Regions from separate parts of the Homo sapiens genome. Here all the other regions are linked to region 2. Evidence: chromatin loops called from intact Hi-C (ENCODE). Cell type or tissue: IMR-90. All regions are shown on one strand. Links, peaks and the distances in the headings refer to the core of each region. The heading gives the core; the rest is flanking DNA. Region 1 overlaps MYH10 (myosin heavy chain 10). Region 2 holds the start of MYH10 (myosin heavy chain 10). Region 3 overlaps LOC105371525 (a long non-coding RNA gene). Region 4 overlaps MYH10 (myosin heavy chain 10).

Evidence for each region. Hi-C counts contacts between places; a loop is a spot of excess contacts. Peaks named below come from ENCODE experiments on the same cell type or tissue, not always from the same donor. Only the 100,000 strongest peaks of a DNase experiment are listed, where the experiment ranks them.
Region 1: a loop joins it to region 2, with 3 times the contacts of the local background. A loop is called at or near these places in 11 of 110 quality-filtered maps.
Region 3: a loop joins it to region 2, with 7 times the contacts of the local background. A loop is called at or near these places in 8 of 110 quality-filtered maps.
Region 4: it touches region 2 in a loop (11-fold over the local background); 5 of 110 quality-filtered maps call a loop at or near these places.

Annotation. Positions count from the first base shown.
Region 1 is chr17:8,560,073-8,568,104 of GRCh38, forward strand. All of the region lies in intron 7 of MYH10 (myosin heavy chain 10), which reads right to left. It also overlaps the pseudogene PPIAP52 and the pseudogene RPS26P53. Among named protein-coding and RNA genes, the nearest start is that of MYH10, 67 kb to the right of the region's middle. In IMR-90, for the core only: no CTCF peak of the experiment used is centred there; a DNase peak (open chromatin) is centred at 4,159; H3K27ac peaks cover 869 bases.
Region 2 is chr17:8,626,671-8,634,702 of GRCh38, forward strand. MYH10 (myosin heavy chain 10) reads right to left here and starts at 4,055. Exons shown (of 43, transcript NM_001256012.3): 1 at 3,984-4,055. RefSeq lists enhancers at 2,428-3,206, 3,207-3,984, 3,985-4,762, 5,461-5,755 and a silencer at 4,247-4,926. In IMR-90, for the core only: a CTCF peak has its summit at 4,051; a DNase peak (open chromatin) is centred at 4,301; H3K4me3 peaks cover 3,162 bases; H3K27ac peaks cover 2,311 bases.
Region 3 is chr17:8,692,662-8,700,693 of GRCh38, forward strand. All of the region lies in intron 2 of LOC105371525 (a long non-coding RNA gene), which reads left to right. Among named protein-coding and RNA genes, the nearest start is that of CCDC42, 48 kb to the right of the region's middle. RefSeq lists enhancers at 3,889-4,399, 4,400-4,909, 4,730-5,024. In IMR-90, for the core only: no CTCF peak of the experiment used is centred there; DNase peaks (open chromatin) are centred at 4,860, 5,660 and 6,150; H3K27ac peaks cover 3,004 bases.
Region 4 is chr17:8,485,159-8,493,190 of GRCh38, forward strand. MYH10 (myosin heavy chain 10) reads right to left here. Exons shown (of 43, transcript NM_001256012.3): 33 at 7,618-7,866; 34 at 7,139-7,351; 35 at 5,182-5,394; 36 at 2,275-2,436. It overlaps LOC107987245 (a long non-coding RNA gene), which reads left to right. Exons shown (of 2, transcript XR_001752780.3): 2 at 1-1,205. Among named protein-coding and RNA genes, the nearest start is that of NDEL1, 53 kb to the left of the region's middle. RefSeq lists an enhancer at 2,211-2,711 and a silencer at 3,273-3,567. In IMR-90, for the core only: a CTCF peak has its summit at 4,003; a DNase peak (open chromatin) is centred at 3,953; H3K27ac peaks cover 707 bases.

The sequences.
Region 1 (8,032 bases), core at 1,351-6,350, 67 kb before region 2:
AAAAAATTCTTTATATCCAGTAATATAAACTTTTAGCTTTCACCAACATGTATGTTTAACTTCTTTATTAAGTATATATATATCAACATGCGGTTTAAGCTTTCAACTCCGAATACTATTTCCTTTTTTTTTCTTTACCACCTCAAATAAATTAGAAGTTTGAAATTCATCAAACAAAACTAATTCTTTATTTGGGCAATATGATAACATTAATACACAGATAACTTTGAATTCTAGCAACTGTAAAATCTAAACTTAAATGTTATTTACCGTATATTTAGTGAATTTATTTTTCCCTACCTTCACGGGACATTAAAATAGGAAAGGAAGTTAGGTTCAAAGGAGAAATGGGGCTTTGTAGTCATCGCTGCCACCTGAAGCCACCTGCCTCTAGCCATGGTCAACGCCACTGTGTTCTTTTGACATCATTGTTGATGGTAACTCCTTTGGCCCATGCAGCTCCTTCGAGCTGTTTGCCGACAAAGTTCCAAAAACAGTGGAAAACTTTCGTGCACTGAGCACTGGAGGAAAAGGATTTGGTTATAAGGGTTCCTGCTTTCACAGAATTATTCCAGGGTTTATTTTATCTGCCAGAGTGCTGACTTCACACACCATAATAATGCCAGTCCATCTACCAGGAGAAATTTGATGATGAGAACTTCATCCTGAAGCACACAGGTCCTGGCATCTTGTCCATGGCAAATGCTGGCCCGACACAAATGGTTCCCAGTTTTTCACCTGTGTGGCCAAGACTGAGTGGCTGGATGGCAAGCACAAGGTCTTTGGCAAAGTGAGAAGAGGGAGTGAATATCATGGAAGCCATGGAGTGCTCTGGGTCCGGGAATGGTGAGACTGGCAAGAAGATCACCACTGCCAACTGCGGACAACTCTAATCAATCTGCTTGTGTTTGATCTTAACCACCAAATCATTCTTTCTGTAGCTCAGGAGAGCATCCCTCCATCCCACTTGCTCACAATATCCTGTAATCTTTGTGGTCTCACTGCAGTTCTTTGGTTTCCTTATTCCCCTCGACATCAAGCTGGATTGTAGTTAAGTTTAGGATTATAAAATAAAAACTCAGTAACAAAAACAAACAAAGGAGAAATGGGAGAAAATTAAGATTTGGGGCCTCTCCTCTCCGGTCCGTGCCTCCAAGATGACAAAGAAAAGAAGGAACAAAGGTCGTGCTGAAAAGGGCCGCGGCCACGTGCAGGCTATTCGCTGCACTAACTGTGCCCGATGCATGCCCAAGGACAAGGCCATTAAGAAATTCGTCATTCGAAACACAGTGGAGGCCGCAGCAGTCAGGGGCATTCTGAAGCAAGTGTCTTCGATGCCTATGTGCTTCCCAAGCTGTGTGTGAAGCTACATTACCGTGTGAGTTGTGCAATTCACAGCAAAGTAGTCAGGAATCGATCTCGTGAAGCCCGCAAGGACCGAACACCCCCACCCCGATTTAGACCTGCGGGTGCTGCCCCATGTCTCCCACCAAAGCCCATGTAAGGAGCTGAGTTCTTAAAGACTGAAGACAGACTATTCTCTGGAGAAAAATAAAATGGAAATTGTACTTAAAAAAAAAAAAAAAAGATTTGGGGCCTCTGAACAGGTGAGCTGTAGAGAAATGTTCCAAAATAATTCAGACATGTGGTCACTTACTTAGATAAATAAGCAAAGTCACCAACATGCAACACTCTATTCCTCATCAGTTCCCTAGCTTGGTGTCCTTTTCACACCTAGGGTCCATAGTGGCACTAGCCATGATAGTGAGTGCCAGTGAAATATCTTTCGGCTAGATGCAAAGGGCCAAGCAAAGAGCAGTGAAAGAAGAGATGCATGGAGAACAATGATGAAGGAGACAGGGCTGCAGGGGCCTGTGGTGTGGAAGGAGGCAAAAGAGAACGGTATTTCTGAAAATATATTTGGTAACCAATAAATCTCAGTTATAAGCCAAAGCACTAACATGTATTCTATTTTAAAAACACTTTAACAAAACAAAAACCTTATGAAGTTGAAAATTATCAACTTTCTAGCTAAATGACACTCATACTCAGATATTTTACAAGACATAGCCAAGCACTTTGACAACCTGACAAAGTGAAATTTCAGAAGCAAAAATGAAAAACTTTACTGAATATCCCCAAGTGATCTAGGACTTAGATTATTCCCCTTCATGTTGGATACGCTGGCAAATCAGGTAAGATGCAGGCCATGGGACCTGACGTCACTTGAGTGTTGGCCACTTGGCCAGATAAGCAAAGGTGACTTTTCTTTCTTCCTTGGCGGCAGGCCGAGGGGAGAGAATATCTGTTAAAAGTTAAAAAAGCTTTCTCCTCACATCTATAATAAATACTTTCAGAATTAACATTTTTATTGAAACACACATCTAGACTAAATTGGAAAATACGAGTTTTACTTTTAAGTGGGAACGCTATCTTTAAACATTATGTGAAGAAATCTGTGCCGAAAATGCCCACTCCATAATTGATTTGCATAAAGGTCAGATTATGGTACTTAGAATATTCAATCGGAACTTCACCAGTAAAAACAAAAGCATGGAAAACCCCCAAAACGTGACAAGTACCTTGTGTATTAATTACAGCTACACATTTTGATAACGCTTATTGTATACCAATCCAGAAACAAGTGAAATTACACGTGTACTGTGAGAGCTCTCAACAGCAAAGACAACTAGAATTCTCTCATATATAATCAAATATAACTTGTTAAGGATTTCACTCAAAATGTGCAATAGGGAAACCCGGATATTTGATATTTTCATACCCTGAAGAAAATAAAATGAAAATTATCTTAATTAGTTTCAAAAATTTTGTTTGTTCTGAATTGACATCGATTTCTAGAATCTTTTCTGGGGTGATTATAATGTATCTATAGTAACTAAAACTAGATTAGTTATTAGTTAGCAACTTAATTTAGGGGCAATGCAGGTTTGTTTCATATTCTGAACATATTTTCCCCCTTCTTAATTTGGCATCTAAAGTTATTACATGATCTGCAGTATGCATTAAAACACATCAGCACAGATAGGGTGCTATGCATGTGTGTTAGCTATTTGCCCTAAATGAGAAAATCCATTCTAGGAGTAATGAGCTAGCACTTAATCCAAAGGCCAGATGGCCACCTTAAATGCTTTAGCTATCTTAATCTCCAAACCAAACCAGAAGCTTTGTTGTTAGTAAAATGAGTTTTCACATGCACTAAGTGGCCTCATTACTTAGTATAATGGATATTAGAAATCACTAGGGTAACATGAGTGGCATTAAGCCATGGACTGATTAGAAAGAGATATATATTAACTTCAAATAGAGCCTTAAAAAAAGATAAATACATAAATAAAAACAAAGAAAGATATATATAGACCCTCCCCAATCCGGGGTCAAGGGAACAAGTGTTGAGACTCCAGCAAGTCCAGGAGGCTGTATTGTTGGGGGTGCTCCTAGAGCTTGATACTAAATGGCTGTGTGCAGCCAGTGATCTGGAAGATGCTGGTTGCCTGGTGCAGACCATATTCTGTCACTGATACTGTCACATTTGCCTCAGTAAATCTTTCAGGTAAACGTTTGGTTAGAGAAATTAAACAGAGCTGGGCTGCATGCAACTTACAAAACTGTTTTCAGCAACTGCCTTTTGATAAATAGATATGAGGGTGCAGAATCCGGACGTGCTTTCATTATAACCTGGTCGCCAAACTGTAAGGAGGATGCCTAGAGCCCTTACCTAGCTTTAACTGCTGGAGGATACTTATCTACCAAGAGGTACATAATAGTTGGAAATTGCCAGCCTGGCTTAAGTCAACTTGGAAAAAAAAAAAAAAAAGAGAGAGAGAAAGAAAATAAAAGGAAAGAAAAGAAGGATTTGTGGAAATAGAGAAAGTGATTCTAACTAAAACTCTGTGAGGGAAGATGTACCTGCTGATCCAAACAATCATTTTGAAATTGAAGTCCCTGTTTTTAAAGTTTCATTATGAGAGATTCTTTTTACATAAATCTCCTCCATCTGGAACGCATTTTACTTCTCCATAAACAGAGAACTGGACTAACTGTGAACGATTATTTTCTTAAGGGTAATGCTCTCCTAAATAAAGAATCCCTTTAATATAAACCATATGCTAGTATCTTTGAAAGAAAAGATATTCTTCAGGAAATTAGTCGTCTATATCAGATCAAAGAAATGGAACCAAATGGATTCTAAAGCTTATGGAGTTTATAGCCTCAAATATTTTCACTGTAAGCATGTAGCTTATAAATATGACTGCATGAAATTTCACTGTATACACAACTCATTTTTTAACATCGTACTACTCTTGGTATGACATTGATCTCAACCCAAGGCCTGGCCTGCCCACGGAGCAACTGCCTCCCTCATGTTCTCTACCCTTGCTTCTAAAATGGGGGCATGCATATTCTCAGAGGATCTAGCATATGCACTACCTTCCCCGAGCTCAACAACATCATGACATGCCGTTGAAAACATATTAAAGTTAACACCAATATGAAGGTGTGCTCTACAGGGCTAGGGAACCTTAGTTTTGACCACTGGTATATTCCCAGGGCCTGGAAGAGTGTATGGCACTTTGTAGTGTCTGCCACATTTTCAGTAAATGAATTCCATAAAATCCATAAATATACCTGTGGGGCACTATGCTAGGAACCAAAGATACAAAGTCCCTACTGACAAAGATCTTAGACATTCTACTAGGAAAGATAATAAATACACAAAGTAATTAGTTACAGCTTGTGATAGGTGCCATGAGGGAAATAAACAGGATACTGTGATAGAGAATAATAGAAGAAATATCCTCAGATATGGTTTTAGACTAACTAGCTAGTTAGGAGAAGAAATGTGGACAGATCTGAAACACCTTCTAGATGTTTAACCAACAGGATTCACTGTTGGCCTGGACGTGGGCCATGAGAAAAAGGCTGATTCCTAGGTATTTTGTCTTTCTAGGTTTTGCTATTGCTTTTATTTTAAGTTTAACCAACTGGGTGATTTCATAATACCATCTATTGATGTAAGACATAAAGGAACAAATTTTGAAAGGAAAGGAAAAACTTTCATTTGGAATATGTTAAACTTCAAGAATCTATTGACATCCATTTGGAGATATCAATTAAGCTGCACAGTGGCTGGCAAATAATAGGTGCTTAATAATTAAAAGAACTAAATAACAAATCAAACATCAAAATTACACAGAATTGAATTTAAAAATGAGTCTACAACAGTTTCTTTCAAACCCCAAGAACCAACACCAATAGATAAATATTAAAGGGGAATTTTAACTGAACATTATTTAATCAATGGACCTAATTATTTTTAATGGAGCTACTGAGATCAACTACTTGTTTTAGTACTGTGTAGGTAACACCTTATGATAACAGTAGATAGCAATAAACTATTACTAAAAAAAATACGTATCAATAAAAGTTGACTTTCTAAGAATTAAAGCCCAAAGTAAACAATTTAAAGATATCTCTGTTTCTTGGTCGAATTGAAAGCTACGTCTAAGAACAATGCCCTAATAAAAAATCTTTTTTCTACTAAAAACAAATCAGCTTTTACTATATTAGAATGCACTTATTATATAGTAGTGCAGGCACTTTGGAAGGTGGCACTTCAGCTGAAATAGCATTTGTTGAACATTTGGATTCAATGGCTAATTCCTGCTTCTTTCCTGTGTGCTGCTTCCAGGTGGCTAGAAAACAATCTAATTCTTCCTACCAGCAGAATGTAAAATAGGTTTCTATCAGACTTGATTGTCAACCTTTGGAATAGGATGTATACATAACAAGCATTAAATAGACTCATGTATTACTTTGCAAATAAATTTCAGAAAATAATTACCTTAATTTAGACTATAATTTGAAGGAACGATCTAGAGCAGGGTTTCTCGATCTTAGCATAACTGGTATTTTGGGCTCAATAATTCTAAGCGGTGGGGACTGTGCCATGCATTGGATGGTATTTAGCAGCATCCTTGGCCTCTACCAACTAGATGCCAGTGGCACACCACTACCCAATCTCCCAGTTAAACAAAGAAAGATGTCTCCAGACACCGCCAACGTCCCTTGGGGAACCTCCAATTAAGAACCACTGACCTAGAGTCACTCCAGTTACAGGTTAAAACCCTACATACATCAATGATGGAAATCACTGTAAGGATTCATAGTAGCCATGATAGCCAAGACCACCTCAATGATCCCCACCTCTGGTATTCACAGTTCCCTCCCACACAGTATCAGGGTTGGTTTGTATAACCAATAGAAGACAATAGAAGAAGGCATGTGATTTCCAAGGCAGAGTGTGTAACTTCTGTCTTTCTCTTGGATCACTTGCTCTGGGAGAAGCTGGCTGCCATGTCATGGCAACATTCAAGGAGCCCTATGGAGAGGCTGCCTCCAAAGCCAGGAACTGAGGCCTCCAGCCAAGAGCCATGTAGGATAGGGACCTCCCACCAAGAGCTACCTGAGGAAGATTTGAAGGAGATCCTCCCACCTCAGTCAGGCCTTCAGATGACTACAGCTGTAGCCAACATCTCAGTGACGACCTCCTAAGAGACCCTGGGCCAGAGTCACCCAGCTAAGCTGCTACTGACTTTCTGACACACAGAAACCATGAGATAATCGATGCCTGAAGCCACCAGGTTTTAGGATCATTTGTTACGTAGCAACTGATAACTAATATAGAATTATATCTGTCCAAACACTAAAATAATGAGTTGAAACACACCCTGGCAGGGGGATAAATCCTTACACTTCGTAACAGAACCACTACATTCTTTACCCAAGGACACAAATGACGGCTTAGTAGCAATTTATCTTTTCCAGGAAAAAGCGGGGCCACTGAGCACCAAAACTGTCTCTCTTGAATTTAGGGTATGGTTTGAGGGCTGGGGGTGGGGGAAACAGAATAGATTAGTAACTTGATTTCTGTGGTAAGATAAACAATTTTCCACAAAGAAGTCCTTGAAGATCTTGATGGAGATTCACATACCAAAGCTGGCAGCTCACTGTTCCTTCTTTCCTGTGATATAGCCACTAAACACAGGGCATTTCAGTAGGAAAATTTCAGATTTAGTTGTGGCTCAGGCTCAATGGGGATGATCCAGGAGAGTGACGGAAAGTCTGAAGGAATGCAGTTTCCTCAGATCGTTTCTAAACCCACGAGTCAAGTCACAGGCATGCCTCCTACTGACACAGGCACATTTGTTAACCCACTTTGCACATAAAAAGCTAAATTAATTACTAAATGAACTTGGATTAAGTGAATCTTCAAATTTTATCTTCCTGGGAATAAACAATATTCCAAGAAAATACATCCCTATTTCTTACATAACTTGGAAAGCGTCTTGCACTGAAACTATCTCTGAAGGTGCTATGGGCTGAAATGCGTCCCTGCACAAATTCCTGTGTTGAAGTCCTAACCCCCAGGACCTCATGATGGAACTGTAATTAGGAAGAGGGTCTTTAAAGAAGTCATTACATTAAAAAAGGGTCATTAGGGTGCACCCTACTTCAATATAATTGGTGTCCTCATAAGAAGAGATTAGGACACAGACACACACAGAGGGAAGGCCACGTGAAGACATAGGGAGAATACAACCATCTATAAGCCAAAGAAAGAGTGCACAGTGAATCAGCAAGAGAACTAACATAACCAACTCCATTTTTGTTTAAGGGGCCTTTACCCATTCCTGCACATGGACAAGGATAATTTTAGAGCACTGAGATAATATGCAAAAACAGCAATCAGGTAGTTTTTAAAACTAACTCTGAGATTAAAGGAGAAGTGTGTGAACAACTATGTTTCGTTAAAGATTGATGAGAGCACTGTGACTTGACTAAGGACAAGGATATTCCCAACCTCCTTGGACCCTTGCCGGCGCCCAGATGTCTGTGGTCGTCAGTTACCTCTTCATCCCAACCCTCTCCCCTTCCCCCTGCCTTAACATAAAAACAGCCTAAAATGTGTTCTGACTTCAGAGGGTCCTCTGGGACGCTAGTCCACCATCAT
Region 2 (8,032 bases), core at 1,641-6,640:
CACAGGTAAATTTGAGAACAAATAATAGGATACACACTCCACCTTTCAGAAGGGTAGAATCTATTAAAAGAAAATATTCAACTATAACAAAATATGACAAGTTTCTCTTACTATTCTTATCAGGTGTAAACTGCATATCCTACAGAGCACTTAGGAAACTGTCTTGCTGTCAGTAGACACGCACACACTTCTTAAATTTTACACTGGACATGTAATTAGATGCTTAAATTTAGCAGGTGACTATAAATTAGAATAATTTAACAAATAACTTCTAGAACAGGTCTAGAAGCAGTAGATTATATATCTTAAAATTATTTTATCAAATTGGGACATCTTACATATTATCAGTACTTTTTCTAGATGGGGAAATGCTTGTAATTTAGTATTTTAAAAAACCCAGTAGAACACAAAAGTGTAATTACACAGCATGTTCCCAATTTTGTGGGGAAAACTACATACACGTGTGTATTTTTTTTTTAAACGGAACAAATATTCATTGGGTCTTTACTGGGTAGTAGGATTACCAATGACTTTCACCTTTTCAGTCTCTTCTACAACTAAACACTATGAGGAGAGTCATCTGTTCCACGCTGTATCTTGAGCATTTTGTCTAGTCCCTGGTATATAACAGGGGATCTGTACCTATTGATCAATATTTACGTGAATGGTCCCAACCCTCATAGTGAAATTCAACTTCTCCACAACCAAAAAGCTATTATTCCTTCAACTCCTGACCCAAATGCCATCCTTTCAGAAGTTCTTTTCAGGTCAATGTGGCAATTTAATCCTTTTCCTTCTCCTAACATTTTGTACTGTTCTCCTGACTTTCTTCTTACCCTACCCTGCGTTGTACCAGAGGGCTTTGCAGCTGTTAAGTGTTCATATTATTGTTTACCTGATAGAGTTCATGAGACCATTGGAGATATTTTGTTCAGTTTAATTCTTCACTTGTAATTGTCAAATACATTTATTTCACTCCATAATACATTGGTACCCAATCTGGATAATACTGGTGTTTAACAGTGTACCACTCACCAGTGATTTGCTTTGCAGGAAGGACAACACTATGATTTTTAAAACAGCAGATACCATTGTCATATATCACTAATTATGGCCAGGCACTATTCTAAGCAGTTTACATACATCAACTCTTAATCCTCACAACAGCCCTATGAGGTAGGCACTATTAATATCTCCATTTTACAGATGAGGAATCTGAGGTACAGAGAAAGCCAATAACCAGCCCAAGGGCACACAGCTAACAAGTAGCAGAGCTGGGATTAAACTCAGAGTTCAGCTCCAGAGTACACACTACAATGATGGAAGGTGACATGGAGGAAATTTTGAAGGGTGTGTAGTGTACAATGCTATATACTACCTTTCTACTAAATAAAAACCCAATCAATTACGGCTTAAAAAGTATAGGCTTAACCAATGAATCATCTGGCAAAGGTTTTATATATTTTATAGAAAAAGATACCCATAACTTAGGGGAAATAAAGACAAACAGGAATCTTTTTGTTAGCGAACATAAAGATGGTCTGAGGGTTATTAGTGTCATTTTAAATTGCTGCCTAATTACAATTAAATCATTTATCTGTGTATGAATTAGCCCCCTACAGAGCCAAAGTTGCCATCCCTTTCAGTGGTTTGACACACACACCCCTGGGGCTCCACCCCCAGGTCATTTTTCACTTCCAATGAAATGTCACCCAGCAAACTTTTCAAATCCCTCCCAGCACCTACTATGAGTGTGGACAGAGGCAAACAATTCAATTTTATGAACGGCCTGCACATAGAAAGGCAAACAAGAAGGATGGATAAATTATCCATGACAGAGCATCCATCTATAACAGATGAGCTAAAACAGAACTGTCCCAATTTGGGTACTGCTACCATTGAGGTCACTTACATGACAGGGCTGGACGAGTCTGCTAATTTATCAAAATCCTGCTCAACCCAATGATCACAAACACAAACCAAACACAAAAGGCCACTATTGCTACTTATGGCCTGCCCCATCTCCCAATTAATATCTCTATACTGTGTTTAATATTTCCAAAACTAGGATCCAACACCAGGAACTTTAATTCCTCACATGTGATAAAGTGCATAAACCGCTGAAGCATATAGTCTTCCACCCTACAACGTGCCCTTCAAGATTTCCTCCATCTCACCTTCCATCTCAGCTGCCTTCGTTATAATGATTTCCCTATGGAGCCCAAATGAAAAGCCAGGCTCGCAGGGGTCACATCCTTCTGCTGCCAAAGCTCGTGCTATATCGCACAATTACACCATATGCTTTCTCCAGATAAGGACGGGGAAGAACTGAATTTAAGATGCAGAAGTAAGGAGATGCATAAAATGGCCACTTTTCCAGAACCCGAGACAGGCAGGGCATACTTAAACATCAAAAGCAAGGGACTCAAAGAATAATTAATAAAGGCAGATTGATGAAGGAGATAAAACAATAAATAGATTATAAAGTTTTCCAGAGTGAGATACTATCAAGAATAATTAAACCTGACTCAAAGAATCCTCAGTTTCAACGTTAAAAAACAAAATCTCAGCAAAGCCAAAGTATTATGTTTGGTATTACATTATTCAGCGAAAACAGCAGTCTTTGTTTCATCTGCAGTCTGCATCTACCCCGCCTGCTTTCCCCTACCCCACCCCAGCCCACCCCACCCCCTTCCATCCACCGCAGTGATCTTGAAGGGAGCTGCAGAGGCCCTAAAGAAACAGAGATAACGGCTGTAGGCAGAGGCCACGTTATCCAAACCTCACCAGCCCGGTCTGACCCGCCGAGTCGCCAACCTCCTTCCTAAGGCCCTAGTTCCAAACAGGCCTGGCTGGGGGCCTCCCGCTTCCCAGGGCCGCATCCGCCCACCACAGGCCCACAAAGCCCCCACAAATGCCAGGACTCCGCGGCTTCAACTTCCCTCCGAACCAATTCCAGTCCGATTTTATGGGATCAGGGTGTGACCCCCAACTGCAGAAGGCAATGAAGAGACTGCGGCGAGCCATTCCCAGCTCGCTTACACAATAAAGGGATCCCGAGGCGAGTGCTGACCCTCCCCCCGGCCGTCCTGCTGCAGCGCGCCCCGCCACATTTCCCGCCTCGCCCCCTCAAACCGCCTGGGCCTCGCAGGGCGTCCACCCCCGGCCTAGGCGCTCCACGGAGGGCGCGGCAGGACGCCCTCCTCCCGCGCTCCTTCCCCGGCGCCGGCGGAGTCCGACCCTCCCCACGCCCGCGGCCGGCTCCGGAGCCCCTCACCCGCCGCGCGCTTCCCCGGCCGCGCAGAGCCAATGCCCTCCTGTCCCTCCACCCACGGGTCGGGCGCGCGCCGCCCGCCTTCCAAGCCCATGGTGAACCCCTCTGGTGCTGCGGGGGACCGGTCGCGCCAGGCCTAACCCACCCAGCAACCCACGCAGGGGCCCTTCCTGCCCAGCGCCCCCCCACCCTACCGCCGGGACTGCGCTTTCCAGCCCCGCTTAGAATCCCCTCTCTTCCTGGGAGGCAGACACTGGCTCGCGGGGCACGCCGAGACCTCCGCCGGGACACTAGCCCCTCGACCTCGCGCCCCCAGGGATCCCACCCACCGAGAACCTGGTCCTCACGTCCCCACCCCCAGATCTCCATCCCCCAGCCCCCCAGGGGTCGCCCTCCTGCACACCCAGGCCCTGACCCCCGCGGGTTTCACAAGGACTTCATTCCCCGCTCCTCCGGGAGTCTCTCCATCTCCACCCACTGAGGTCCCAGTGCCCCCAGCCCAGGACCCTGCTCAAACTAACCTAAGGTCCCCGCAGCACAAACCCTACAGCTCAGAAGCCCCTCTGTCTTCCCCAGCTCCCGCTTCGGTCCCCCGTTCCTGTCCTCCAGAGCCGCCCGGGACCCCTCAGCCCAGGAGCCATTCCTCCCTCCACAAACTGTCCCCCAGCCCTGGGCCGTGCACTCGGACCCGGGTAGCCGCACCTCTCACCTTCAGCCGAAGATGGTGGCGCGGGCGCACGTCCCCAGCCGCGACCACAGATCCAGCGCCTCAGTCCCAAACCCACCGCTGCCTCCGCCGGGCTCCTTTAGCACTGCTGCTCGGGGCTGCCCCACCCACCCCTACCCTCATTGGGCCAGCTCCACGCCCATCACCGCCGCCCCCAGACCCACTGGTTGGTTTGCGCGCCCATCTCCAAGGGAAGACGTTAGCAACCCGAACGAAGCTACCTTCCCGAGTCCGGCTCCCTCCACCCACCTGGAATGACGCTCATTGGCTCCCGCTCCCAGCCCAGGCCACAGAGGCCCCAATCTCATGGGCTGGCTCTTACGCCCGTCATAGGCTCCGGGAGGTGCGGCCGGGGCAGTGGCGCGGGATTGGCTGGCTCGTGCGTAGATGGACAGCTGAGGCTGGCTGAACGCCCGGCGATCCCGCGAGGCTGCGGGTGCGGGCCCCGCGGCGGCCGGCGCGCTGCGCTGACATTGGCTGTGCGGGCCGCGGGGCAGGTGGGCCGCGGCAGGAGGCTGGCGCTCTGACTGCAGACTCCTCGTCCTAGCGTCAGGCAGCCGCCGCAGCCGCAGCACATTCGAGCGCCCGGTCGCCCCCTGTGCTTGCGGCAGCCGGCATGTACCGCAGCGGGACGGGGTTCCACCGCGGAGTCGCGGGCCCTCAGCGTTGCCTGCAGGGGCGGGGCGGAGCGCGGTCCAGAGTCCTGACGTCACCCCCGGGGCTGCGCGGGGTTGGGGCCGCGGCGCTGCGACTCACCTGCAGTGGGGGAAGGAACGCGGGGGAGGGCGCTGCTCCGCCCATGCGCACAGGGTTTGGCCCGGGACCCGGCTGCGCTCCACGCTGCGGCCACTGTCCCGACCCCGGCCCCAGGCGGACTCTGCCGGGATCGGCCGAGCGCCAGGCGCAGGACACGGTCCTCCAAGGTCGCAGTTTTGGTGTTAGCGGGGTGAGAGGCTCTCCTGCCCAGCCTCCAGGCAAGGCTGAGATTCCAGAAGAATGAGAAGAGAACCGACCTTGGAGAGAAAACTTGGAAGAAACTTTATTCACCTCATTCATTCACTCGTTCAGTCGCTCCTTCATTCATTCATCAGAGCTCCCTACGTGAAGGGCTATGAGAGGTTCTTAAGAATATAAGGCTGGATTCCTGTAGCGCTGTCATATCCCCTAGGGCTTATGAAAACGTTGGAGACTGAAAAACAGTGGCCCCAAAATAACGAAAGGAAACTGGAAAAATCAAAGTAAATAAAATTTAATGAAATGTCTGCAGAATCTAGGCAACTGCAACAAAACTCTTGCATAATTATATATAAATATAATAAAGTCTAAATCACATGAACAAAATGAATTATTCATACAAAACCTGAAAGTCAAGATCATAAAAATTCACAGCAAGATGCAGTTATTAATCAGTTATTAATGTAGGCTATGGGAGCATTTTAATACATGTGATAATGATGTGTTTGCCTAAGCCTAGGAAACGTCTAGTCTGGCAAAAAGTGAATTAAGCAAAAAACAAGGCAGGAAGTCCTAAGGAAGGGTTGGTGGAATTCAGAAGAGGCTGGAAGGCAGCTGAGTGCAGAGTCCTTCCTGGGGAAGTCCGAACCAGGCTCTGTTTTGTCCTTTGTCCTGCTGCATCTGGTCCCCCACCCCCACCTGCCTGCTGGGGTACTACCCCGTGTCCAGGTGTCTTGTGACTTGGCTCTGTGAAGAGGTCTGTCCTTCTAATGCAGTCTGCACATGGAGTACAAATTAACTTTCCAAAATATATGAATGATATTCCTCTAATGAATTTTAAAATGTGTTTAGAGAAGACCAAAGACTCCCTCTCTGAGGCCTGAGTCTCCACTTTGTCAGCCACCGAAGTCATTTCTCAGTGCAATGTTCTATGCTTAGTGCATCCACTCGCGAATAACACTGTAAGCCACAGAGTCAGTAGTTTCTCATAATTCAAAAACTTTTGCATATATATGTGTATATATATGTATATATGTATATATATGTGTGTGTATATATATTTTTTTGTTTTGTTTTGTTTGTTTCTTTGAGATGGAGTCTCGCTCTGTTACCAGGCTGGAGTGAACTGGCATGTTCTCAGCTCACTGCAATCTTCGCCTCCCGGGTTCAAGTGATTCTCCTGCCTCAGCCTCCCTAGTAACTGGGACTACAGGCGCGCGCCACCACGGCCAGCTAATTTTTGTATTTTTAGTAGAGAGAGGGTTTCACCATGTTGGCCAGGATGTTGGCCTCGATCTCTTGACCTCGTGATCCGCCCGACCCGGCCCCTGAAAATGCTGGGATTACAGGCATGAGCCACCGTGCCCGGCCAACTTTCACATAATTTTAACACAAACTCAATGGACCATCAGAAGAGGAGGGCAGGAAGTTCACCAGAAGGAAATACCATAAAGACATTAGTCTTGATGAGAAATTAATAATAAAGAGAATATCCCCAAATGTATCTTTCCCCCTGGTGGCTCTTTGGCACTTGGGCCCTACATGTCCAACTGCCTGGATGAGAGGGGGACTGCAAAAGCAGAAGGTACCAAACCTATTTTCTTCTATCACCCTTTCCCACTACTCAAACTCTCTCTTCCCAACTTCTTTGTGAATGGAACCACTCTTGCAATCTCTTTCTTTCCTTTCTTTTTCTCCCAACACCTAGCCCCACTATATATCTATCATCCATCCCAGGCAGCCTCCTCTGACTCCAGTTCCAACCATGTAGCTTCATCCCAGAATTTGCTGCCATCTTGATGAAGAAAGCACAGGATTTAGAAGCAGATAGACCTGGCTTTGAATCCAACTTTGCCTTTCACAAATTACTTAACCTCATCTCTCAAAAGGGGATACAAATGTATACCTAAAAGACTCGTTCATGAAGATGGAGCATAATGATTTCCTGTAAACAAAATGTGGCATTATAAATAGATTGAAAATTGTCCCTTTTTCTAGTGTACATGTTTATTACAGAAGACTGAGGAATCTTTCTCCTCTCTCTCTCTCTAGTAATTTTTGCTGTCGGTCTAGGCTGCTTTTATCTCCAAAAGAAAAAGTTCACAGACTATTGTTTTGCAGGGTCTAGGTCAGAAGTCCATATTTGTTCCCTCAGGGCAGTTCCAGCCCCTGAACTTGTTTTGTTCCATCTGTACAGGATATACAGCATTTTTTAAAAAAAATTGAATGAATTCCAACATTTAAAAACCAAGCACTATCCCATATCATTAGCCATTAGGGAAATGCAAATCAAAACTACAATGAAGGCCCAGGCGCGGTGGCTCACGCCTGTAATCCCAGCACTTTGGGAGGGTGAGGTGGGTGGATCACTTGAGGTCAGGAGTTTGAGACCAGCCTGACCAACATGGTGAAACCCCATCTCTACTGAAAATACAAAAAATAGCCGGGTGTCGTGGTGGGCACCTGCAAGTCCAGCTACTCAGGAGGCTGCAGCAGGAGAATCATTTGAACCCAGGAGATGGAGGTTGCAGTGAGCCAAGATTGTGCCACTGCACTCCAGCCTGGGCGACAGAGCGAGACTCCGTCTCAAAAAGAAAAAAAAAATTTTTTTATTTTCTTTCTCAAAAACAAACAAACAACAACAAAACAACAACAACAAAACACTATGAGATCCCACTTCACATATACTGGAATAACTATAATAAAAAAGATGGACAATAATAAATGTTGGTGAGGATGTAGAGAAACAGCAACCTTAGGCCACTGCTGGCAGGAACGGAAAATGGTTCAGCCACTTTGTAAAATAGTTTGGTGGTTTCTTAAAAAGTTAAATGTATTCTGTGTTTTTGACCACAGTTTTTTTAAAAAGTTAAACATAAGACCGGTGGCAGTGGATTACGCCTGTAATCCAAGCACTTTGGGAGGTCGAGGCGGGTAGATCACCTGAGGTCAGGAGTTTGAGACCAGCCTAGACAACATGGTGAAACCCCGTCTCAAAAAAAAAAAAAAACAAAAAAACAGAAAAACAAAAAAAAAAACTGTAGAGACAGAAAATAGAATATTTGCCTGTGGTGAGG
Region 3 (8,032 bases), core at 2,092-7,091, 66 kb after region 2:
CAGGAGAATCCTTGAACCTGGGAGGCGGAGGTTGCAGTGAGCCGAGATCGTGCCACTGCGCTCCAGCCAGGCAACAGAGCGAGACTCCGTCTCAAAAAAAAAAAAAAGAAAAAAAGAAAAAAAAAATTAGTCGGGTGTGGCGACGCTCACCTGTAGTCCCAGCTACTTGGGAGGCTGAGGCAGGAGAATCACTTGAACCCGGGATGCAGACTTTGCAGTGAGCCGAGATCGCGCCACTGCACTCCAGCTTGGGTGACAGCGATACTCGATCTCAAAACAAAACAATACATATATAGAGAGAGAGTGAAAAAAAAATCTTATGGAAAACAAACAAAAAAAGAAACAACCATGTGGGAGGAAATGATGAAGTAAGAACACAGTGTTGATAATTGTGAAAACTGGGATGACAGGTATGAGGAGGTTCTTAGTACTATTTACTTTTGTGTATGTTTGAACATTTCAACAATAAAAACATTTTAAAACAATGACATCATCCATAGACCTGAACTCCTCCCAAGTCTAGTTTTCCTGATCCAGACTCCCCCAGGCCTTGTCAGCCCTTCCTTTTGGTGGGTTCTTAGTTCCTTCGGGGCGTACCTGATTGGATCAAGAAACTTTATACAAACTTTTCCTCCTTGCCTGCTTCTTGCCCCTGGGAGTGCAGTGGAAAACTAGAGCCAGAGAGGCAGTTTGCTGCGGATGCTTCACATCCTCTGTAATATAGTGACACTGGCTGTTGGTACCAGAGCGGGGCGACTTACCCACCTGCAAACCTAGCCCAGACCTCCCCTCCATCCGCTCCGCCAGTGGTGCAGCACGTGAGCGCTCGGTTGGAACATCAGGAGTGTGAATTCCAAGAGCAGCTGTGGAACTGAGCCTTGTAAAAATTCCTTGTAGGGGAGAGGGGAGTGTGGTGTCATCAAAGCAAGCAGGTGAAACAAAAAGACAGGGTGTTCTCTTACTGAAATACATCAGGGAGGCGGGGTGTGGTGGCTCCCGCCTATAATCCCAGCACCTTGGGAGGCCGAGGCGGGCAGATCACTTGAGTCCAGGAGTTTGGGACTAACCTGGACCACATGGCAAAACCCTGTCTCTACAAAATAATACAAAAATGAGCCTGGTATCATCGCTCCTGCCTGTAGTCCCAGCTACTCAGGAGTTTGGGGTGGGAGGATCGCTTGAGTCCAGGAGGTCGAGGCTGCAGTGAGCTGTGATGGACCCACTACCCTCCAGCCTGGATGACTGAGGGAGACCTTGTCTCAGAAAAAAAAAAAGAAAGAAAGAAAGAAAGAAAAGAACAGAACAGAAAAGAAATCATCAGCGAGAAGAGCAAGAATCATTCTAATCTGGCCTGAGTGAAAAAGGAGCCCCAAGGTAGCTAGGAACTGGTTTCTCTCTATTTTGTCTTAAAAAGTTATTGCTTTCCAAACTTGGTTTTCTTGACTTTTAAATTAAGGGTTGACTCTATGTGTGTATGTTTAATAAAGAGGATGAGAGGAAAGGGATAATACATAATCGTATGCTATGTAACTATAATTTTATATTTTTCTAAGTTATTTTATATTCTGTATTTATACTTTACATTCTATCTTATAGAAATATAATTTTATAGTAACACATGCTCTAACTGCAGTCGGACTGTCCCAGCGTTGTGACAAAAGTCCCACTGGTGGCAGCTTTCCCTACATCCAGGCCAGATGCCTCAGTAGACATCAGCAGCCTCTTGAACTCCAATCTCTCAAGTCCAATTCCATTAAGTGCTGTCAACAGAGAATGCACAGGGGCAAAACCCTCTCTCTGGACTCTCTCACCTGGCCTCTTGGCTTTTCCTGGATTTGCCAACCCGTTCCCACACCCCAGCTTTCTGATTCATGCTCCTTCTACCTTCACTCCTCTAAAGACACTCACCTCATTGTCATCTCTCTTCTTCTTCTTCTTTTTTTTTTTTTTTTTTTTTTTTTTTTTTTTTTTTTGAGACAGAGTTTCACTCTTGTCGCCCAGGCTGGAGTGCAGTGGCGTGATTTCAGCTCACTGCAATCTCCGCCTCCCAGGTTCAAGCAATTCTCCTGTCTCAGCCTCCTGAGTAGCTGGAATTACAGGTGCCCGCCACCACGCCCAGCTAATTTTTGTATTTTTGGTAGAGACAGGGTTTCACCATGTTGGCTAGGCTGGTGTCGAACTCCTGACCTCGTGATCCACCCGCCTAGGCCTCCCAAAGTGCTGGGATTACAGACGTGAGCCACTACATCCGGTCTCACCCCTCTTCTAAGCTCAAATTCCTCTTCCTTCTGATTCTGCTCAAAAGAATGTAGAAAGTGGAGTGGTGAGATAGGCAGAAGCTTGAACCCACATGCTGCTTGCTTTCTGGGTTGGAGACACCCCACTGTTCACTCAGCCATCCTCCTTTTCTATTTTTCCTTCCTGCTGAACAGAGAGTGGCTGCTGGCCTCTTTCCCTGTGCGTTCTCCACCTAATCTTTGGACCAACGGCAATTTTGTGCTCTTATTAAATGAAGGAGCATGCATGGAAAACCACTTCTGGGTGGCCCACAATGGGGACAAGAGGAACACCACGTTGCTTGTGTCAAATCAAGGATTGTGCCAAGGGCGTTTCTCTGCACCACCTGAAGTGCCCTCTTGGAGTTGTCTTGCCAGGTTTAGCCTTGACCTCCCAGGAAAAGACAAATGGCAGTGAGTACCTTCATAGTTGAGTGGTATGGAAGGCAATGGTGTTGCTTATGCAACACAATTCTGGGATTGCATTCCAGCTTCCCCACATAGTGGTTGTGGGACCTCGGCCAAGGGATTTAGCCTCTCTGAGCCTCAGTTCTTTTATCTTTAAAGTGGGCAGAGTAACAGAACCAAAGGAAATAACATGTCTTCCTTGCCAAGCATGGTTCAGTGCATAGCAATTGTTCAGCAGTATAACTATTTTATAAACGATTCTATTTGATCTTTATTAAACTTCTCTACCTCCTGATTTTGTGGTTGAAGAGAAACTGGGTTTTAAGAAATTATAGTCCGGGCGCAGTGGCTCATGCCTGTAATCCCAGCACTTTGGGAGGCTGAGGTGGGTGGATGACCTGAGGTCAGGAGTTCAAGACCAGCCTGGCCAACATGGTGAAACCTTGTCTCTACTGAAAATACAAAAATTAGCCAGTCGTGGTGGTGATGGTTGCCTGTAATCTCCGCTACTCTGGAGCCTGAGGTAGGAGAATCATTTGAGCCTGGGAGGCGGACGTTGCAGTGAGCCGAGATTGTGCCACTGCACTCCAGCCTGGGCAATAGTGTGAGACTCTGTCTCAAAAGAAAGAAAAGAAATCAGAAGCATGAATAGCAGGGCCCCTGGTCATTCAGGACAGAGCCAGGCAGGAGTTAGGGTTCCAACTCCCAGGCCAAGGCTCATCCTAATCCTCCAACAAGAGACCCTTTTAGCACTCTGGCCAGTGGGTTTACTTAGGAGACCGGAGAATGCCCCAGGTTGGGGAATCAGGAGCTGGTGGTCTCAGGTCAGACAATCCAGAAAGAGTCAGTCTGGTCTGCACACACCAGAATCACCTGGGATACGTGTTATATCCTTGCCTGAGATCACGACATAAGAATTTCTGGACTGGGCTCAGACACCAGTCTTACTGAAAAGCTCCCTTGTGTTTCTCCTGTGTAGTGGGGGTTGAGTCCCCCTGTGCTAGAGGGACAGGGAGTGCAATGCTGGAAGAACCATTCCTGTTATGTGGAGTGAATTAGAAGACAGCGGTCACCAAAGCCGTATGTTGCCCAGAGTGTGGTTTCTCTGAGGATGGTTTCAGGACATCATGGGAGAGGCTGGTGGCCTACCTTGCCTGGGACGTCGGAGGTGCAGCTGCTCCTGCGAGCATCCCCAAGCTTGCCCCTACCACTCGAGAACTACTCTAAACCCTGTCCAATTGGTTTATATTTGAGGCTTGCACCGCCGCCCTGGTGGGTCAACAGTGTCACCTCTGATGAGTAAGTTTGGCGCTCAGGGGAGGGTCTGGGCTGGAGGTGTAAGCCTGGGAAATCCTGACTGCCTCAGGCTAGAAATAGAAAGTAAATTCCTGACAGTGTGTGGGAGATGGCCCAGGGGCTCAGAGGAGAGTTTCTGGTGGGGTTTCTGGGGATCAACAATATTTATCTGAGTCTGTTAACATCTCAGGGGCTGGATTCCTGTGTTGCCATTTTTGCTACCTTCAGGCCAGGTGTGACTGCACCCTGGGAAGGCTGGAGAGAGCATCTCTTGCTTGGTTGGGGCAGCTGGGAAGGGTGAGCCTCTAACCATTGGCAAGGAAAGGTTCTGGGAGCTGGGGGATGTTGTCTGTGGTGACTCCACACTTCTTGGAGTCTTGCTCAGCCTCAGGGGCTGGTCTGCACCTGGGCAGCTCACCTGGGCTGAAGGGGTGCAGGAAAGAGCGGGGGCGTTGGCGAGGGGAGAAAGAAGGAGAGTCAGCAGCAGAGGCCCCTCTGGGGGTGGTGAGGAGGGGAAAGACTTCAGGGACCTGCCAGGGAGGAAGGCAAAGGTGGGGGAGGAGCGGAAGGGCTGCGGATCAAGGCAGGGACAGGAGGGCCTGCGTGTCTCTACCCCCACATTCCTTCTGGGATTTTTTTTCGTTCCCTTGGTTATAGAAGAATAGCAATTAGCAAATTCAGTAAAAAGGGCCAGAAATGGAGATTGTTTGTGAATTGGGGGCCAAGATGCATGAGTGAAGGAATGTGACCAGAACTATATATAACCCCTCCCTTGGCCCACCCACCTGTCCAGCGGAGTGAGCGATGGTCTGTTTGTTCTGGGCTGGTATGTAGCTCATTTCACTCTAGGAGCCCACCATCTGGACCTGGGCCTCGCTGCCAGTAGCTCTCGGTGACCATATATGGCAAAATGATATATGTGATAAAAAGAAGTCAAATTCCCCAATTGCGTCAGCCCCTGGAGCATGCAGCCTGCCTGGCTCGAGCCCCTTCCAGCCTCTCTCCCAGCCTTCTGCCCCGCAACTTTGCTCCGGAAACCAAAGGGGCTCAGAGATTGACTGGGGGAGCAGGGAGCTGGGGGCGGGGCTGCCATCCCTTCACCCGTTCACCCCAACGTTTGTTTGGGGTGGGGAGGATAATTAGCGAGGGCCTGAGCTGCCAATGTATTTGCCTCTGGCCTTAAACCAGGAAGATTAGAAACTAAGTGATAACTCACATTCTTTCCAGAAAGCAGCCTAGTGTGGCGCCAGTATGTATGTGGGTAGGAGGTGGGGGGCATAGTCCCACTGGGGTTCTGTCCACCCCCAATCCCAAAGATCACATGGCCCCCAACATCCCTTAAATTCCCTTGAACCTTAACCTGCCAGGAAAAATGTTCAGTCCACATAGCTTATCTGGGGGAACAAAATAGAATAAAATTTACACACACACACACACACACACACACACACACAATTTTTCTCTCCCCAAACTTTCTTTCTTCCTTTCTTCTGCTCTGCCTTGTCCCCAGCATCCACACCTGATGCATGGCTGCGTGCACCACCCTGCAAGGGAGCTCCCACTCTGGGCCAGACATTGTGCAGGAGGCCAGAGGAAGGTGACAGTATAGAGCAGATCCTGGCTCTCACGCAGCGTGTCCTGGATGAGGCAATGGACTGCTGCCATACGGGGCATCCAGCCAGACACAAGGGCTCAAGGAAGCTTCTGGGAGGAGGCGACACTTGAGCTGAATCTTAAAGAACAAGCAGTAGTTAGCCTAATGATGGATGGGGATTAGAACCGGAAACCCCGGGCTGAGGAGAGAAAGCGGGGGAGAGAGACCAGATGGGGCTGAGTGCCTCCAGGTGTGGAGAGACGTGAGGCTGGAGGTAAACAGGGGCCAGAGCATGGAGCCTTTTTCTAGGAGATGTTAAAGGGACTGGGTCTCTGTCACCATCTCCCACTCCCAGCTCCCAGCCTTCTATCTCACAGCTCAGTCCACCACCGCGGAGCATGGGTCAGGTCAGGCACGTGTGCACGCGCGCGCGCGCGCACACACACACACGAATATGCCCGGAAATGTATACTCAATGCCACATCACATAAGCAAGGACATTTAGCAAAAGGGAAGAAAAGAAGAAAAATGATGTTCAAATGAGAACCAGGGAGAGACGGCAGGCCTGGGGGAGGGCACTCAGCCAGGAAGGGGAGAGGAGGAGTGGAAGTGGGAAGTGCGTGGGCGGGAGAGCCAGGAGGCTGTTGATGGAAAGGGAGCTGGAGAATGCTCTGGGCTCTCCGCAAGGGGAAGACACAGACAGCAGCGGAGACAGCTGGTCAGCAGAGGTGGTGGGAGTGGGGGGCGAAGCACAGAGTCTAGAGCCCAGCCTCCCCCATCCAAGGCTCAGCTCGGATGTGTGTCCCCTCACGCCTCGCCCGCGGGAACTGTGGCTCCTCCTTTAGCTGACCACAGTGGTGGGCATTGGCTGCAGGAGGTCCCTGAGAAAGCCCTCCAGTGTGGTCCAGGAGGGAGATAGGGCCTGGGGATCTGTCTGATGCTCCGCTTTAGTGTGGATACATTGATCAGATGTGTTCCCTGGCATCCTGGAGGGTTCGAAAGCCTGTTCTGAAGGGTGAGTGTCCTTCATGGCACATGCCTCAGAGACCTGTGTTCCCTGTGCATTCAGAGGGGAGGATCATATTTTAGGACTCAGCCGAGGCTTTGCTTCCACCTCCTTGGCTCCTCAGGGCTAGGCCAGGGACGTGCCTGTGTATTCGTTTGGAAATCCCAATGCAATGCAGTGGGACATGCTTAGGGCAAGTGAAGGGCAGGTGCACTGTCTTTTATGACCCACCCTTGGCAGCCGCACAGTCACTTCCGTTGTATTCTGTTCAGAGCTACTGTGATACCATCAGGGAGGAGACTATGCAAGGGCACCAGTTCCAGGAGGTGAGGGTCTTTAAGGCCATCTTGGAGATTGGCCACTGCAGTCACTAAATTTTGGGGTAATTTGTCATGCAGCCATAGATGACTAATACAGGCAGAGATGTCCTTGATGGGGTGCTTGGCCCAGGGTGGCAGGCAGGTAAGGTGGGGCAGGACTTGACTCTGGGTCTCTTAGATAAGATTCTTTTCACTACAAGAGATTTAAACTTCTATTTTATTTATTTTATTATTTATTTATTTATTTATTTATTTATTTATTTATTGAGAAGAAGTTTTGCTCTTGTTGCCCAGGCTGGAGTGCAGTGGCGCGATCTTGGCTCACTGCAACCTCTGCCTCCTGGGTTCAAGTGATTCTCCTGCTTCAGCCTCCCGAGTAGCTGGGATTACAGGTGTCTGCCCTCACGCCCAGCTAATTTTTTTATTTTTAGTAGAGACAGAGTTTCACCATGTTGGCCAGGCTGGTCTTGGACTCCTGACCTCTGGTGATCGTCCCACCTTGGTCTCCCAAAGTGCTGGGATTACAGGTGTGAGCCACCATGCCTGGCCAAAAAAATTCATTTTAAACTGAAGTATAGAAAGAAATGTATGGGCCCACATAACAGAAAAGACCAGAATCAGTGCTGGTTTTGAGTAGCTGAAACTAAGATGTTAGAGAAAGTATGTGACTCGTAGTCAAATGGGACACATGGAGCACATAGGAGTGTTTGGAGGAGAGGTCAGCAGCAGCTAGAGTGATGGGCAGTGGAGATTCCTTTGTGTATGTGCTCAATTTCTACACCAAAAAAGAAAAGAACAGCAACAGCAAACAAACAGTGGAGATGCTTCTATGTGTGTGTGTGGGGGGGGTCAATTTGTTGGTTTCTTTCGCTTTCTTTGTATAGGATTCAGCACAGGCACGTGCCTATCTCAGCACCTTCACAGCAGAGAGCGAATCTCTGCATCCAGTTACCCCAGAGACACATCTGGACACCTCCCCGCAACAAAGCCCCCAAGACCTTCCAGAAGAGGAGCTGTGTCCAAGAGCCCCCTTCCTGTTATGGGAAGTGCACTATCTTCTGACCCTCATATCTGTTGCCTCTATTTGTTGCTCTCTCATAAACCAATCCAAATGGAGGGCATCTGTATTGCC
Region 4 (8,032 bases), core at 1,062-6,061, 140 kb before region 2:
GGATACAAGATCAACATACAAACATCAATTATATTTCTATACACCAACTATGAACATTCAAAATAAAGCAATTACATTTATAATACCATCAAAAGAATATAAACTTAGGTATAAAGAAAAAAAGTGAAAGACTTGTATACCAAGAACTACAAAACGTCACTGAAAAAAATAAAAAAGATCTAAATAAATGGAAAGATTATCCATGTTTGTAGACCAGAAGACTTAATATTGTTAAAATAGCAATACTCTCCAAATTGATTTACACATCAACACAATAAACTATCAAAACCCAAGCTGGCTTTTTTTTTTTTTTTTTTTGGTGGCAGAAATTAAGCTAAGGCAGGTGTGGAAATCATTTACTCAAAGAATTTATATCCAGAATACAGAATTGTTTCAACTCAATAATTAAAAGAGAGCTCAGCTGTTTAACCTCATTAGTCATTAGAGAAATAAAAATAAAAGCCACAATGAAATGTCACTTCACACCCACTAAGATGGTTACAATCAAAAGATGGACAATAACAAATGTTGACAAGATGTGGAGAAATTGGAACCCTCATACATAGCTGGTAGGAACGTAAAACTGCAGTGACTGTGGGAAACAGTTTGGCAGTTCCTCAAAGTTAAACACAGAGGTACCATATAACCCAGCTCAATTCCACTCCTAGGTATATTTCTGAGAAAACTGAAAGCACATGTCCACACAAATGCATATGAATGTTCATAGAGGCATTATTCAGAAGTCAAAAAAATGGAAGCAACCCAAATGTCCAACTGGGGGATAGACGAGTAAAATGTGGTAGATGTATCCACACAGTAGAGTGTTACTCAGTAATAAAAAGGAGTGCGGTACTTGTTCATGTGGCTACATGGATGAACTTTGAAAACATCATGCTAAGTGGAAAACCAGTCACAAAAGGCCACATATTGTATGATTCCACTGATATGAAATATGGAACAAAGGCAAATTTATAGAGACTGAAAGATTAGTAGTTGATTAACGCAGGATGCAGCAGGGATACAGGGAATGGGGAGTGACAGCTAATGGGTGGAGGATTCTTTTGGGAGGGACCAAAATGCCCCAAATATGATAGTGGTGATGGCTGAATAAGCCTATGAATAACTAAAAAACACTGAAAACACTAAACTGGCGAATTGTGTGGTATGTGAACTATATTTCAATAAAGCTGTTAAATAAAATCACAGTATTATAGTTTATATTCTTTGTAATTAATTAGCTTAATAACTTTTATAATTAGCTAATAAAAATCTTGAGCCCAGGCTGCAGTGAGCCATGACTGCACCACCATACTTCACCCTGGGTAGCAGACTGAGACTCTATCTCTGGGAAAAAAAACAAAAAAAAAATCTTTATATTTAGCTTCAAAAAAAAAAAAAAAAAAAAAAAAAAAAAAAAAAAAATGGAAACAAGTTCCTACCAACCTATTACCCAGAGATGACTTTCCCTCCAAACTTTTTTCTAGGTATAGTATGTCTGCCTACATGTCTGTATGTGAAAATGTATACACACACATGTGTAGAGTTACAAGTCAAACCGTCCTACACCATATTTTCCTTTATTCATTTAAGTCTGGCCATCATTCCCCACACACCCCATCACTTAGATGGTTAGCAGTCCATTGACATTTAGGGGGTTTCCATTTTTGCTATCATAAATAACAAAACTTCTGCTAAAGATCTTTGTACATAAAAATTTCTTCTTTATATTTTGTTAAATTTTCAAGATGTATCAACAAGGTCAAAGGAAAAGTTTTCATCATTAACGGACCAGTTCCCCTGAGAAGTTGCTCCCATCCATCCTATAGGTGAGGGCCCCCTGCCTGCCTGCTCACACCATGAACTCTTGCAGAGATCACTTCTTGTCATTGTGGTAATGAAAACTGGCACATCATCTGGGTAGAAAAAGTGACGATTAAAACAGACCAAAAAGATCACAAAAGCTACAGCACTAAGGGGCTGGGTCAACATGACCCTCCTCTCGAGGTGAGGAAGGGTGGGTTTTAAGCATCGCCACAGGCTCTCAGGGCCACAGGAGGCCAGCATGATGCCTCCACCCCAACTGTGTTGCTAAGTGCATTCAAGTATCTCCTGTGGACACAGCGGACACACAAGCACTCTCTTTATGGCCTGCTGCCCCACCCCCGGCCACGCTGACAGCGGTGCTGTGCCCCCCAGCTTCACTGCTGGACTCTGTGTAAAAGCCACATAGGTCACGTGGTGCCATCCAGAGACTCCATGGGTGAAGGCACATACCTGGAGCTTGCGGAGCTGCTTAATCACCTCATCCCGAGCTTTGTTCGCAGCCTCGATTTGGGCTTCGAGGTCCTTCAGGTCTATCTCCATCTTTTTCTTTGAAGCTACAGCAAGCGCCCGCTGTTTCCTCTCATCCTCCAGCTCCGCCTCGAGCTCCCGCACCTAATGGACAACATCGGGTTATGCTGGGTTACATCCAAGTATCTGCTCGCAGAACAGGCAGACTGTTCTCAAGTGGGGGGCTCTGGTTACTCGGGTGAGTGGAAACTTCTGTTACTCTGTAGAGGTCTCTGTTACCAAACAGTTACTATCAACAGAAAACCACAGTAGCTGAATTTTGTTCAAAGGGGTCTTTAAACACCACCACCTAGTACAAACCATCCCACTGACTGCTACGAGGGCATGCGAGAAGGCAGCCAGTGACCTGAGCTCGGTGTAGATGAAGCCAAGATGGAAAAACCCAAGACAATACGGTAACCATGTAATAAAGGCTGGGGTAGGCACAGAGCGGGCATGGGGTGGTTGCTAAGAGGTACAGAGGACTAAGCAGGCATTCCTGTTTCCTAGAGCTGTGAGGACATGGGGCATGGCCATGTTGCAGGGGTGTCAGAACCAGGCAGAAACTGCCTTTGATCAGCAGGAAAGGGGGGAGCAGTCAAAGCTGTCCAATGGAGGAGGGACAAAATGAAGGCCTGCTCTGGAGCAGGCAGATGGGAGAGTGAGGATGAGTAAGATGTGGGCTGGAAACCGAGGTGGACACACCTGTCAGCCACTCACTCACTCTGTGGCACTCTTCACTCAGCCTCCTAGTGTGCAGTGGGGATAGGGAACTGTGCTCACACTGTGTGAGGGATGCTCAGAAGAAGGTGCTCTGGAGTCCTTAAACCAAATCCTAACGCCTCTGTCACCAATGATGAGGACCAGACACAGAGCTGTTGAGCTCCAAACCTTATCAGCCCATGAGTCCACAGGGACTGTGTGTCATTGCCTTGACATGGTCTTCCCAACCTGTCCTGCTTCTTCCACTTATTCAGCCATAAATGAATGTTTCGTCATGTATTTATTAAGGTATAGGTCATAAATACCTTAATAAATACCTGCACCCTATGTAGTGCAGTAGCAGCTGGAGGCTCAGCGAGCAAAGAAAGGTCCCTGCCTTCACAACCTTCCGCTTCCTGCAAAGAGGATGATGGCTGGTGTGGGAGCTGGTATGGAGGCACCAAGGCTTGACGGAGTGGTGGCTCCACTGGTCCTCTCCAAAGGGGAGAAACAAGGCCACCGCTGCTGCTGCTCTGCAGGGGTTGGCATGGGAGAGGAGGAGCAGGGCAGCTGCTTCCGCATAGGGCAGAGGTGCTCGTCATCTGCTTGCTGTGTTCTGCAGAGACCTGGGGCTGTACCTCAAGGCACAGGATAGCAGAAGGCTCCTAATGTAGAGCCACTTACATGAATTTCAAAGTGTGGTTTAAAAAAATTTCTACAAATTCTTTAATACTCCCCACCTTAAAGAGTTGGAGCATAATCTCCTCTTGAATGTGGGCCAGACTTAGTGACTTGCTTCTAATAAACAGAATAAACAAGTGATCACATGAGACTTGGGAGATGAGGTCATAAAAGGCCCGGAAGCTTCCTCCTTGCTTGCTTTCTTTTGGATCTCTCACTCTCCTGAAGCTCCCTCCAGGACAGTCAGGAGGCCCATGTGGTGAGCTGCTGAGGCCTCCTGCTGACACCATGTGTGTGAGTCAGTTTGGCACGCTCCTCCAGCCCTGGTCAGGCCTTCGAATTATGCAGCCAGGGCCGAGGTCCTTACTGTACCAGAACCACTGACTCAACTGCTTCCCAATTCCTCACCCACAGAAACTGTGACAAAAATGTTGTCACAGTTTGCAATAATTTGTTAAGTTTGGGGTAATTTCTTATCCAGCAATAAATGATCAATAATTAGTGGAGTGAAAATAACAAAATAAAGCAAAATTCAGTAATTCCAAATCTGGCCGGGCATGGTGGCTCATGCCTGTAATCCCAGCACTTTGGGAGGCCAAGGCGGGCAGATCACCTGAGTCCAGGAGTTTGAGACCAGCCTGGCCAACACGATCAAATCCCGTCTCTACTAAAAATACAAAAATTAGCTGGGCATGGTGGTGTGTGTCTGTGGTCCCAGCTACTTGGGAGGCTGAGACAGGAGAATCACTTCAATCTGGGAGGCAGAGGTTGCAGTGAGCCAAGATCGTGCCACTGCACTCCAGCCTGGGTGACAGAGCGAGACTCCGTCTGAAAAAACACACACACACACACACACACACACACACACACACACCCCAAATCCAAAACTTACTGCCATGAACTGGAAGGGACTGGCAAAATACCCACAATTCATTTTTAAAGTAAAGTTTTAGACTAGAAATTTAACATATATGCAGAAAAGTGTCTAATATACATTCAGAAAAGTATACAACTTATACATGGATAGCAACTTTATAAAAGGACAAATTTAAATATCTGCTCTTTTTCCTTTTGAAGAGTGATCTAATTATTAGGACTTGGAATCTGAACCACAGACATCTGCCGAATCACCGTGTCTGGGATGCATCAATTCTTTCCTATACCCATGTTCTAAGACAAGGAACTTGAACCTAACCACGGATTCCTTTGGGAGTCCACTGAGGGCTTTCTGACTGATAAGTGTCTGGCTTGTAGGCAGGAATGATACTGAGAAATAGTAAGACCTAAACTAATTACAATAAAATTTAAATAATAAAATTCTCAAATGACCAAATAAATTCATTTTACTCTATGTGTTACTCTGTGTTTACTCAGATGTGTTCTAACACGAATGAACAGGATACTGACCCAGAGCTGGGCTTTGAGAGCCTGCACCCCTTGTTGTGGAGGCCGCACCCTCTGCCCTACCTGTTTGATCAGCAGCCGCTTCTTCTCTTCATTCTGCTCATCCCTGGTTTGCAGGTCTCTCTCGAACTGCGCCTTCATGGCCTGCATGTTGACCTCCAGACGAAGCTTGGCATCTTCCGTGGCCTGGAGTTCGTCTTCCAGCTCCTCCAGCTGGGTCCTCATTTCCTCCACCTGCTGCTCTAGGGCCCGTTTGGATTTTTCAAGTTCGTGAACCTAAACCACCGAAGCATCAGGAAAGAGTTGACCGGGGTGGAGGCACATATGAAGAACAGCAGTCTTACTGTTTTACAGGCCCACTCGTGGCATGCTGGCCACTTTGGTCCCCCTGGGCCGGCCCCCTGCCACATGCATACACATCCTTCCCTCTCCCCTGAAAGCTGCTGCTATTCTCCATTTCAGTGTATGCAGTTCAGAACTACAGTGCGGATGTCTTTATTCCCACGTGTTCTCTGGTCATCCTCCTCTGATGACCTTTAAGCTGAGAGCTCTTCAGTGAGCCAAAGAACAAAGGAAACAGCCATGTCAGGGAACCTGTCTGTTGACTGACTCCTTGCCTGCTGTCTGTGAGGAACAAGTACAACAGTACATCTCTTCTTGCTGTAGAGAAGATCATTCGTATTGAAAAGCACATGTGGAAACTGCTGATTATTAGGGTGGCTTGGGCCTAAGAAGCAGGGCACAGTACACAGGCCTTGATCTTTCTCTGGACAAAGATGCCCCCAGCACCATTTCCCTCATTCTCTGCGCCAAGCACTGTGCTGAGAGCTCCACCTCCTGTGCCCTTTGACCCTCACAGCAGCCTTTGGAGGGAGGCCTTGGTGCTGCTGTGCACCCCCTCTGGGGTCCAGGACCACTGCAGTTCTCACGGGGACAGGCGCGGGGAATCCTAGGACAGGAGGAAGGTCCATTTCTACAGTGTCTGGTGCTCAGTAGGCACAAAAGACCTGTTTGTGGGATCAACATGTGAGTGTTGATGCTACAGAAAACGAACATGAAATCAACTGTAGAGTTCTCTCTCCACATTTCACTGTGTAACCATGGCCACTTCTACTTTCAGTGGCCTCTTTTTGTCCATGGGGCTAGTCCCTGGGCGCCAAGTTGTAGGAGACCCAGCAGAAAGGTGGGACCACCTTCGCTGACTTATGATGTGGCCAGATGGCCCATAGCACATGAAAATGAGATCCTGCCTTTTTAGAGGACTTTGTGTGCTTTTCAAAGCAGATGCAGTAACTTCATGAAATTGGGCAAGTATAATGTCCATCTGGCAGATAAGGAAACTTAGGCTTCAAAAGCTTAAGTGGCTTCCCATGGTCAGAATGGAAGCCTGTGGAGGAGCCAGGGAACCTTGCCTTTGATACCAGGCCTGGGTTTGTTTTGCTATCTTCAACACGTCATACACTAAGGGAGAGACGTAGGGTAAATAAATATCATGGCAGCTCTTGTGGAAGATGTATGCAATGGAAAGAAAAACTGTGCCACAGAAGCTTCCAAGCTGTGGATAAGCCCCCAAAGCTACTGAAGCTCTCAAAGAAAACAGTGGGGCCTCCCTGGGAAGAACCAGGTCAGAGGGAGCTGCCATTCCCTCCTCCTCCTCTCCAGGTCCCCACTCACCTCATGTTTGATAACTACCTGTGACGGCAGAACCATGAAACCTTTTGTTGAAAGGCCCTCCTGCCAGGATGCAGGCTGGAGCAGGGAGGGCAGTGAAAGGACAAGAAGAAACATGTTCACCTCCAGCCAGTGCTGGGGGAAGACTGCAGAAAACCTCACAGCAGTCCCAGAAGACCTGAACCCCGTACGCATGCACAGGCCAAAACACTCCTAGATGGCTTTGCTGCTGGGCTGTGCATTCCCAGGTCCTTCAGGCTCCCCTGAGGAGTCGCCCGCTCCTGTGTGAAGGCCCAGGCCCCTGGGATACTCTCCCGTGCGGAAGTGTGGAGCCCACCAGGCGACTTACGTTTTTTCCCACATCATCTTTGGAGCTCATGAGGTCTTCCATGTCTGCTCGGAGCTGCTTGTTCTGCCTCTCAAACTCCTCCTTGGCCTCCAGGGCTTCCTCGAGGGCCCGGGCCAGTGACAGGGCTTTGGTTTCTTTCTCTCTGGCCTCGGCTTCGGCCCGGTCCCGCTCTTCGGCATAGCGAGCAGAGATGCTCTTCTCTTCTGCTAACAGCTGTGCAGAAGGGGATGGGGGAATACGAAAAACCGAAACAGTGACATCAACTTTTCTCTTCCACCATGTGGCTGATTTATCGCTAGAGTGCTGCCACTAGATTATGGTGTTCTTGTATTTCCTTTTTTTTTTTTTTTTTGCTTTCCCTTTTTCCAATTTTGATATAAACATGTATCACATTTAAATGCCTTTAAATAAGATTATTTTAAACCAAACGAACAAAAGCAAGAGCTCTGCCAGGAGGAAACGACACGTGGCCGACCCACCTGGTCAAACTTCTTCTGCTTCTTCTCCAAGTTGGAGGCGACCTGGCGCTGGTGGTCCAGGTCCACCGTGAGGTCGTCCAGCTCCTGCTGCAGGCGGTTCTTGGTCTTCTCCAGTTTGTCATACGCCAGTGCCTTCTCCTCCAGGCGCTGGCTCAGGGCCTCCGCGTCCTTCAGAAGCTTCTTCTTGGCTTCTTCCAGACTTTCAATTGTTCCCAGGTCGTCATCTACTTTCTTCTTGGTATCAGCCAACTAGGTTTTGTGTACGGACAAACAGAAAGCTCAGTATTAATGTACTCAATTGGGGCCAGGCATGGTGGCTCACGCCTGTAATCCCAGCACTTTGGGAGGCCGAGGCGGCAGGATCACTTGAGGTCAGGAGTTTGAGACCAGCCAGGCCAACATAGTGAAACCTCAT